Linked DNA regions of Homo sapiens: region 2 is linked to region 1. Evidence: read pairs that join two places in POLR2A ChIA-PET (ENCODE). Cell type or tissue: MCF 10A. All regions are shown on one strand. Each heading gives the region's core, and the rest is flanking DNA. Links, peaks and the distances in the headings are about the cores only.

Region 1 (5,388 bases), core at 282-5,281:
GCCTAGGAAGGTCTACAGAGAGTCTACTCTCTCTAATATAGTATCAGATTAACTCCCTAAGAAAAGCTCCCTGAGTAAAAGAAATAACTCCACCACACCAAAACACCACTGAAAACCCTTAACTGATACTATAAAATAGGAGAAGCACAGACAGCTCCAGCTTTCAAAGGAAAATAAGACAGAACTACTGTAGAGAAAAAACATAGTAACAGCAGCATCAGCAACTGTGAGAACCATTTATCGTAATAGGCATTGTGCTAGAAGCTTTACATAATCACATCTAATTTCTATAGACACCTTGCAAAGCAGGCAATTAGCATCCACATTTAACACTGAAAACACAGAGGCAGAAATTAGAAGTGGTCAGAAAGGGTCTGAATCTAACCTGGTTCGACTCCAGAATTTGCTTGGTTTTCATTCATCATGCTCATTCCTGAGAAAGGGATTAGACAAACTCACTTGCTGGGCTATCTGGAGAAGAACTAAGATGGGGTTCAGGAACCTGAGTGTAGGTGCATTTTTTTTCTCTCACTTGTTTTTTTCTGATGAGAGAAAGTAATGAGAGGCCTTGTGCCCATGATGACCTGTCCTGACCCTAGGAGAACTTCCCTCACTGCTTTGTAAAAGTTCAGCCACGCGTGGGCAAGCATGCATACAGTCACAGTGAGTTTTACTATTTCATAATATTTCATAATATTGATGAATACACAATACAGTCACAGTTAATTATAAAGAAAAACTGACAGGTCACCAAGACTACAGAATTTCTAGAACCAAGACCTTCAGGAAAATGATACAAAATCCACTTGCGACAAAAACTGTATTTTTCTTCCTTTTCTTTCTCACCTCCCTTCCCCCCAACCCCCAGCTTAATTAAAAGGTATAAAGTGAAGAGAGAACAATAAACAATTATCATGGTAATTTGATAGTAGATACAAATGTTTCAACCACTTTCTCTGCCAAAATTCAGGCTACAGAATACAGGTGTTCAGAAAGTTACAATGTGCAACTGTTTTAAATCATATTAATTTGTGTTTCATTGAAGTGAGATCTTCATTTTATGTTCAACTGCACTATTGATAGGTTAATACCTGCTATGGTTTGAATGTGTGTATCCGCCAAAATGGTTTGAATGTATGTATCAAACCAAAATACGGTTTGAATGTATGTATCTGCCAACCTATGACCCAATGTGATAGTGCTAAGAGGTGGGGCCTTCAGGTGATTAAGTCATGAGGCTGGGATTAGTACCCTTATAAAAAGGGCTCAAGGGTACTAGCTAAGCCCCTTTCTTGCCCATATTTTCTGCACATGAGGACACAGCATGGGGTCCTCTTGTCCTTTTTGCCCCTTTTACTATATGAGGATGCAGTAAGAAGGCCCTCACCAGACGCTGAAGGCTAGCACCTTGATCTAGAACTTCTCAGACCCCAGAACTCAAGAAAATAAAGTTATGTTATTTACATTATCTAGTCTCAGGTTTTTGTTATTAGCAGCATAAACGGTCTAAGACAATACCTAAAAATGTGTGCATGATGTATAAAATCTCTAGGACGCGCTTAGATGAATAACGCCACACTGCTCCTATATTCTAGGAATTACAGTCACATGAGTCAGCTCTACCACCCTTCCCTCTTTTTTCATCTTACAAACTGAAATGCACTTTCTGACCCTCTACATTTTGTTTCCCACTTCATCACTTTATTCACTGGGCTGTCATAAAGAGTTTGAGATCTCCTAGTTCAGAATTAAGCCAGTATTATGTTAATAATTAAGCAAAGATAAGCAACTTTTTTTTTTCCTTTAAGAGTAAAGGCCTGGAAGAAGGGAAATCTTGGTGAGACAGCAATAAAACTGCAGTGAAAAGAGAGCGAGAAGCTGAAGTACAGATTTACACAGGGAGTGGCTGGCTCACGGGCCCACTTCATGCCCGGTCTCGCTCCTTCTTTGAAGGGTAGTCTTAGGCTGATGGCTAGTTTAATAGTGCTGGGTTCCATTTGAACTCAGTTTATTACAATGAGCTGCTGGCCAAAGCTGGGCAGGTTAGCTTGGTTGGCTAGAGCAGGAGCTTGAAGGCCAAAGCACCATAGCTGTGCTGCTGGGTGAGTTCACCCACAACAGAATTCTGTAGCATGATCACAGACAAGTACAATGACAAACGGGTGGGAGGTGTGAGCCGGGTGACTATGAATATAATCACTCAGCACAATATTTAATGAGCAGTCACTGTTCCAGACATTAATAATACAAAGATAATCATACTGAGGTTGAAGTCTTCCAAGGCAGACACACATAGAAATACATAATTAAAACGTAATGTAGTAAGTACTGTGATAGAGATCTCTACGGGAACACAGAGACAGGTAAGGGAGGCTTCCTGGAATAGGTGACATCTGAGCTGGTCCTAAAGAGTGAGTAGGTATGTGGGTGGGAGGCACTCCTTGCCAAGGAGAGGGCATCATGAACAAAAGCAGAAGTTATGTCATCAGTCATAGGGAAAAAGAACAGGATATGCATCAGCTTTTTATAAACCCAACTAGAAAACCTATTAACTTATTTTGTAAATGAAAAATTGCATCTTTACTCACTTAAAAATGCTTTTTGTTAAAATAGGATTTTTTTCTCACTTGTTGCAAGGAGGAAACTATACATTTTGTATATTACATGTTTACTGCTTTGTAATTTTAGAAGATGAAAATAAAACTTTAGTAAGAATTAAGATCTAAGAATTATGACAGTGAGCAGAGGATGGAGGTCCAAGGATATAATACTCTCAAATGCCGGAGAGCCCAGTATTAGGATGAAATTATTTTATCTTAAAAATAAAATATTTAAGGTCTTAAAAAAAAAAAAACCCTCCCCTAACTTCCTCTCTTCCCAATCTCTTGGTAATCTCTATCCTACTCTCTACTTAGGAGTTCAACTGTTTTACACTCCACATAACAACAAGATCATGCGGCACCTCTCTGTGCCTGGTGTATTTCACTTAATATAATGTCCTCCAGGTTCATCCATGTTGTCCTAAATGACAGGATTTTCTTATTTTTTAAAGCTCAATACCATTCCATTGGGTATTAAATATGACATTTTCTTTATCCATTCATCTGTTGATGAACACCGGTTGATTCTATATCTTGGCTGTTGTGAATAGTGCTGTAATAAATGTCAGAGTTGAGAGATCTCTTCCGCATGCTGATTTCATTTCTGGCAGATATATACCCAGCAGCATAAAATAAGCTTAAAGTCTTAAAGATAATTTTGCTTTTAAATTAAGAGGCAGTATATTTTAATATTTTATCATTTTTCCCTAATATATACCATTAAAACCACTTATATGCAACTCCATTTACCTATGGTACTGTGTTTACATTGCAAAAAAACAAATTCAGGAAATAATAGAGCAGAAAATGTTCACGAAATCAAATAATTAGAGCTACAGTTCAGCACTTCTCTCATAAAATTAATGGTGTTTTAGTAACTGTTTCCTTAGTATGTCTAATGATTGTATCTTTTTGTTCATTTTGCCATTAAATTTTGCTCTTTCAGCATATAGGTAGCTATTCTTCCTTCCCCTTTTTTGATCATGCATACCTTTGCAAATCTCAGGAAAGCTATTAGCCCCTTAAGCTGAAGACCAGGGCATGAAACTTCAGAGTTTTATGGTCCCCAGAGATGGTCAAGAACCCCTCTCCCTGAGCACCCAATGACAGAAGATGCTTTGAGTGGTTACAAATTCCAAACTACAGGTCAGGCTGTGGTGGCTCCAACCTGTAATCCCAACACTTTGGAAGGCTGAGGCGGGAGGATTTCTTGAACCCAGGAATTGTAGATCAGCCTGGATAACACAGGGAGACCCTGTCTCTACAAAAAATAAAATTAGTTGGGCATGGTGGTGCATGCCTGTTGTCTCAGTTACTTGGGAGGCTGAGGTGGGAAGATTGCTTGAGCCTGGGAGGTAGAGGCTGCAAGTGAGCTGTGATGGTGCCACTGCACTCCAGCCTGGGTGACACAGCAAGACCCTGTCTCAACAACAACAACAGTAACAAACAAATTTCAAACTACAAAGTAAATCTTCCCAATTTCCTGCCATGAGTTTTTGGATCAAACATAAAACTTTTAAAAAGCGATACTTAAGGCTGGGCATGGTGACTCATGCCTGTAATTGCAGCACTTTGGGAGGACGAGGCAGGTGGATCACTTGAGGTCAGAAGTTTGAGACCAGCCTGGCCAACATGGTGAAACCCCGTCACTACTAAAAATACAAAAAAATTAGCCGGACATGGTGGTGCATGCCTGTAACCCCAGCTACCGGGGAGGCTGAGACAGGAGAACTGCTTGAACCCAGGAGGCAGAGGTTGCAGTGAGCTGAGATCACACCACTGCACTCCAGCCTGGGTGACAGAGTAAGACTCTGTCTCCAAAAAAAAAAAAAAAAAAAAAGTCATACTTAAAATAGTTCTTATAAAACAAGGTTTCAAAGCCCTTCTGTTTAAAACAGTGGTTCTTGAGGGTTTGTATGAAAATCACCTTTGGGCTTTTAACACAGCGTGGTCCAGGTCCCACCCAGACCCGCTGAGCTGCAATCCTGAGGCATTAGGCTCAGCTGTGTATTTTAAAATGGCTCCCTAAAGGATTTTGATGTACATCTCTGGTTTAGAACCACCAACTCACAGAATTTAAACTAGAATCATCTCCCAGGTGCTAAAGTGATTTTTCACATTTTTCATTGCTTGGCAAAACACGAAAGTTCTGGGTTCCCTAAACTAATGGTTTAAGAGGTGTTGTTGATGGGCTTCAGCCATCCCCTAGACCATCTGCCTTCAAACTGGGATACATATGCTCCTAAGGGTATCCAAGGGCTTTCCACAAAAGGGTTTTAACAGTTTTTGTGCTTTGGATTCCTCTAGCACCTGGTAAAGTCAGGCTGAATCCCTTCTTAGGATAATATTTTTAAATGCATAAATCAAAAACAGCATTAGCAAGAAAATATAACCATACTAAGGATAAGTATATTTAAATATGGTTATATTTAAATATGGTTAAAAATTTAATGCACATTTTTATACATTAAAATATGTATACCCTAGAATTATATGTGCTCCTTTATTAACCCAGTAAATAGTAAAATCTAGGGGGATGTCTAATAACTGTCATGATTTCAAAGTAATCAGTTCAAACCACCTTTTGAGATACCTGAAACAACTGTAATATGATAAGAAAACATCTGACTTCTGTTGATGCTCATGCTACTTTAGGTTTGTCGTAATTAAAGGAAATGCTCAATTTCTAGGTGAGGTTAGTGGAAAAAAAGATGAAATTATTTTCCTCATCCAAATTTACAAACGCTTGGAGTTAAAAACCTTACTTTAAGGGAATATGTCTACATGG
Region 2 (5,388 bases), core at 110-5,109, 53 kb before region 1:
TAAAAAAAAAACCACTTCTGTGCCTCAAATTTATACTTAGCTGATGGACTCTTAGGGCAATCCAAACATAAAGAAAGGATTTAGGGTCAAACATCAAAAGGAACATCCTAGTGATGACATGTGAGGTACAGGGTAGGAAGAGGAATACGAAAGTCATTTCCAGGTGATTTTATAGCAGTACATTTTCTGATATTGCTTTATATGTTATGCTTTAGTTGGGGGAAAATTGTGTCCACACGCAGGCCTATCCTCAGGCAGATTCTCAACAGGTTATTAAAAACATTTAATTCTGCTTCAGAGTAAGTGGAAAAAATGAGTTACAGTGGATCCTTGTATCCTAAAAAGTATCATTAGTAGTAAAGCATCTAAATCTGCCATAAATTGTTAAAATTATGGAGGCACACCATGAATTTGTTTATTACTTAATATATAAGACAGTTGTTATTCATTTCTTTTTCTCACCGAACAAAACACACAAAAGAATAAGTTTTTAATGTATCAAGTTTTTGTTTTATTTTTGAGACAGAGTCTCATTCTGCCAGCCAGGCTGGAGTGCAGTGGCACAATCTCAGCTCACTGCAACCTCCATCTCCTGGGCTCAAGCAATTCTCCTGCCTCAACCTCCTGAATAGCTGGGATTACAGGCATGTGCCACCATAGCCGGCTAGTTTTTGTATTTTTAGTAGAGATATGATTTCTCCATGTTGACCAGGCTGGTCTCGAACTCCTGACCTCAGGTAATCCACCCGCCTCAGCCTCCCAAAGTGCTGGGATTACAGGTGTGAGCCACCGCACCCTGCTGATCGTATCAAGTTTTACAGACCAGTGCTAGTCGATGGCCAGCAGCTGGCCAAGACAGGAATTTTAATGTAGACAGTTTCTATGATGTGTTTGTTGGTCAGCAAACCATGATAGAGTACCCATCATACATCAGGTATTGTTGTCAAGTAAAGGGTATTCAAAATGAATAAGACCTGGTTGCTGTTCTCAAGATCATAGCAAATCATTTTCTGGTCTTTGAGAACTTGGCAAATCCCATTTATTTTCTGGCAAACTTCTCTGTTCCAGTATAGGAACAATTTATTATAATTCACAACCCGTATTAAAATGAATTTTACCCAACAGCTTGCGAATGCAACACTGGTTTCTCTTGTTCTGAGTGGCAGAAATAAATGTCATATATTAAGCTTTGAGTGTGGAGGCAAAAAATTAAGCTAGGCAGCTTACCATCTCCTCAAAAATGTCTGATGATCTAACAGTGTATATCTGCCATATACATGTAAAGCAGGAAGTCAGGTAAAACAAATATATGATTATAAAAATATATACCCTGCCAGGTTTACTGTATGAAAGGTATATAAAAAATATCCCATCAACAAAATCTCATATGTAAATGATCTGTATAACAGATTTAATATGTATCCCACCAGCTACTGCTGGGTCATGAACAACCAAGAAAACAGAAGTGCTTTCATATTTGGTTCACTGTCATAAGAAAGTAAGTTGTGGTGATATTCCTTGGACTTAAACAAATTTTTAATTTTTTAAATTACATTTCTGAATCAGGTTCTCACTCTGTCCTCTAGGCTGGAGTGCAAAGGCAGACTCTTAGCTCACTGTATCCTCAAATTCCTGGCCTCAAGTGATCCTCCTGCCTCAGCCTCCTAAGTAGGTGGGATTATAGGAACATGCCACCATGCCTGTCTAATTTTTTAAAAGAATTTTTTGTAGAGATGGGGTCTATGTTGCCCAGGCTGGTCTTGAACTCCTGGCCTCAAGGGATCCTCCTGCCTTGGCCTCCCAAAGCACTAGGATTACAGGCGTGAGGTACTGCACCTGATCCTAGATTTTTAATTTTAATAAAGCAGTTATAAGAGATCTATAGAATGTTAACAATGAAAGAGAACAGAATAAGCAAACAAAAAGAGGTCCACAGTTATTTAGCTTAAAACTAAAAGTGGCAACAGCAGTAATGATTGACGGGGAAAAAAGCTAAACTGGAAGTACTTTGATCCCAGGTAATTTTTTTAGCTAAAAAACATTTTTTAAAGGTTTAATCCTGACATTGAAAAAAGAAATAAAAAACATAAATAGAAAACCAAAATGATTGTTTAAAGGGAAAGCAAACATTCCACATGTAATTACTTTATTTCAACACCTTTAAGTCACCTGAGTCATATTATCACACTTAAGAAACACTGTTCCAATCCCAGATCTACGTCTATGCGCTAGGGTATTAGGCATGCGTTGATGACTAAGGTGGTGATGCTTCAGCTATTGATGCATCGGCCCTAGGTCTGAGGTGCTAGCTACAGGTCAGGCAATTGGCAATCACAGGGATGTCTGTACCAGCTTTTCTAGTACCACCAAAAGTTATGAAGTGGTGGTCCAGGCCTGCTAAATCCAGAGAGGAGAATGATGATTCAACAAAACCACCTGGAGACAGAATGTAAAACAATGATTTTTCAAAGCAAATTTAAAAAAAAAAGGTTATCAGATTCACACAAATAAAAAAATAAAAACTGACACACTATGTAAAATTCCAGGGGTATTGAATTTACAGTACAAAAATAAAGCCTTTCAGTAAATCCAAATTTCAATATGATTTTATGTCCATTCAGAAAGGAGGAAATAGCTTAGTCATTTACTATTTCTAGCTCAATAAACCTATATATTTTCTTACAGAGCATTAGTGTTGCATATACTTTAGGGTCAGAATACATAAGCTCATAGTATTGATTCTGGTCAGTCAATATAACTATAATCCTTCCAGAGAAAAAGATAAAACTAGTTAACTTATTCCATAATCCTGAAACCCTAATGCAAATAGAAGACTAAAATAATGTAGTGTTGAAGCTAGCATGTTTATTTAGAAACACTACATAGATTTCTCCCTTTAAGGAATTTTGTAACATGAGAAAATTGGCCTGTGTTAAGGGAAAGAGGCCCTTACTTCTTATCTCCATCACCCTCTTATCCTCAAATAGTGAAAGATTCATTTCATTGTTGTTTAATTATTTCAGCAGGATTTTTGTTTCGCAAACATAGATTTAGAAGAAAGAAGGAAACACCCTGTTACTTTCAGGAAAATAAAGACTAATTTTCAAAGTGGTCACTGTTTACCTGCACTGTGGATGCTAGGGCTCCCATGGAGAGAGCCTCCCCACGACCAACGGTTATGCTTCTGTTTTGGCTTCTGGCTCCTTTCCATTGTGCGCCGTACAACAGCTTCGTGGCGTTCCTTAGATGGAATAGAAGAGCTGAGGATTAGATTCCAGCTGGTTGTTTGAAGCTTCTTCAATTTAAGGCAGAATGGAGTGAGGAGTACTACTTCAATTCCCACTCTACTATTCTTGATCTCTAGCTGAACTTCTATACCATAAGGTGAGACTAGTGTCAATCTGGGAGGGTCACTTTAGTCATTAGGTCCCAGTTCATAAAGCCCTTGGCGAACAACAGGCATTCAAATAAACGACCCTTACTACTAGGGTGTGCGTGATGCTTTCATGAACACACGTAAGCATGGTAGTGCAGATCTTAGCTTCAACTGATGCTTATACGATACCATATTTACCATACGATACCATATTTAAAAAACAGTTCAGAATCTGAGAACATGGGTAACCCTGACCCCATGACTTATTGAGTTGTATGACCTTGTGTACCTTACCCACTCTGAGTCTAAATTTCTATTTTTATACAAACTGACATATAATGCATGCTAAAGGATTGAGTAAGGGTTAAATGAGATAATCTATGTGTAAATGTTTGCAAATGGTAAAGACTACAGAAACTCAATTACTTGGAGTGGTCTTAATACTCAGTACAGATGAATTGCACTTCAATAAGTTATAGGTTTGGACCAGAGAAATGGGCTTTTAAACTTTCTGTGGCAATAATAATCATCAGCCCATTCGCTACCTCTCATACCCTGAACTCCCTAGAAACTGTAGCCATCTGTAAAGCTGATCACTCTGAAACCATTTTGCTTTGCACCCTGCACCTGACTGCAAAGTTTCACAGAAAGTTTGCTGCATGTCTGAACTAGAGGAGCCACTCATATTCTTCCCGGGGGGCGGCTCACTTTGTCCTCCTCAAGTCTCTGCCTCCGCTTCTCCTCCACAGCAGCCCTCCTCCGCTCCTCCTTCTGCCTCTGCTCCTCCAACCTCTTCTTCCGCTCTTCCAGGTGCTTCTCGTAGTGCTGCCTGGCTCGCTCTTCTCTTTCTAACCACACTATTTCTCTTGCAGCTTTGGGGAGGGTTAAAAAAAAAAAAAAAGAGGGAAATCAAATATAGGCAGGTTGCAAACTTGAATAGTTAGGGCTGTATTAAGTGGTCTACAATGAACAAATATGGGTTCTTTAGTTTTGTATTAACCAAGCATGGCCTTTGCTTCCCTCAAATTTCCAAGAAAAATGTATTACTGTTAATTTTTAGCATAATTTAATATGTTAGCAATGAGGTTGAAAATGTACTGAATTCCACTCTTTGGGAACGCAAGCAGCCCTCTAGTTTGTAGGTAGAATAAGGCATTATTAACCACATGCTCTAGTCTCAATCCTGAAAATCAATAGTACCATCTGTCTCTTTTTTTTATTATAAAACAATGTGATATCCTCCAGTCTATGACTACATTTTTTCCAACATGGCATTGGTTCTGAGTATTAAAAGGATTTGGGAGAAAATAATTAGTTGATGAAAGATGTCTGAAGTGCCTTACAGGTCTATCACATTGAGTCAGCTCAGGGATGGGAAGGACCGAACAAGCAGGTGGCCTTGTGTCTGAGGAGCTCACAATTTAGTTAGATAAGAGTTAACCATATCAAAAGCTGGATGAAAAATACAATCCAAAATTATCGTTCAACAATAGGATGCATTTTTTCTTCTTTATATAATACAGGTTCTTTCCTCATTTTAGGAAAAGATATGCCCCCTCAAAGCTATTTCAATATGCTGCTTCCTTCAGCGGTAATAACTAAAAATATCTATGAGTTATTAATACTGTAGGCAAAAGGAAAAAATTCAAACAACATTCAAAGAGTAAATCTTGAGGACACTACATGGCATACAAATTAAAATGTTACTTTTTAAAAGAAAAAACAGGCCAGGTGCAGTGGCTCATGCCTGTAATCCCAGCACTTTGGGAGGCTGAGGGGGGCAGATCACTGGCAGTCAGGAGTTTGAGACCAGTCTGGCCAACATAGTGAAACAACATCTCTACTAAAAATATAAAAATTAGGAAGGTGTGGTGGCACGTGCCTGTAGTCCCAGCTACTCGGGAGGCTGAGGTGCAAGAATCACTTGAACTTGGGAGGCGGATGTTGCAGCAAGCCAAGATTGTGCCACTGCACTCCAGCCTTGGACGACAGAGTGAGACTCTGTCTCAAAA

Evidence for each region. Peaks named below come from ENCODE experiments on the same cell type or tissue, not always from the same donor. Only the 100,000 strongest peaks of a DNase experiment are listed, where the experiment ranks them.
Region 2: POLR2A ChIA-PET joins it to region 1 with 5 read pairs; 2 of 35 experiments call an interaction of 5 or more read pairs at or near these places.

The regions. Positions count from the first base shown.
Region 1 is chr6:136,437,987-136,443,374 of GRCh38, forward strand. All of the region lies in intron 1 of MAP7 (microtubule associated protein 7), which reads right to left. Among named protein-coding and RNA genes, the nearest start is that of MAP7, 110 kb to the right of the region's middle. In MCF 10A, for the core only: no CTCF peak of the experiment used is centred there; a DNase peak (open chromatin) is centred at 2,425.
Region 2 is chr6:136,385,270-136,390,657 of GRCh38, forward strand. It overlaps MAP7 (microtubule associated protein 7), which reads right to left. Exons shown (of 18, transcript NM_003980.6): 4 at 4,085-4,248; 5 at 3,124-3,241. Among named protein-coding and RNA genes, the nearest start is that of BCLAF1, 98 kb to the left of the region's middle. In MCF 10A, for the core only: no CTCF peak of the experiment used is centred there; a DNase peak (open chromatin) is centred at 2,252.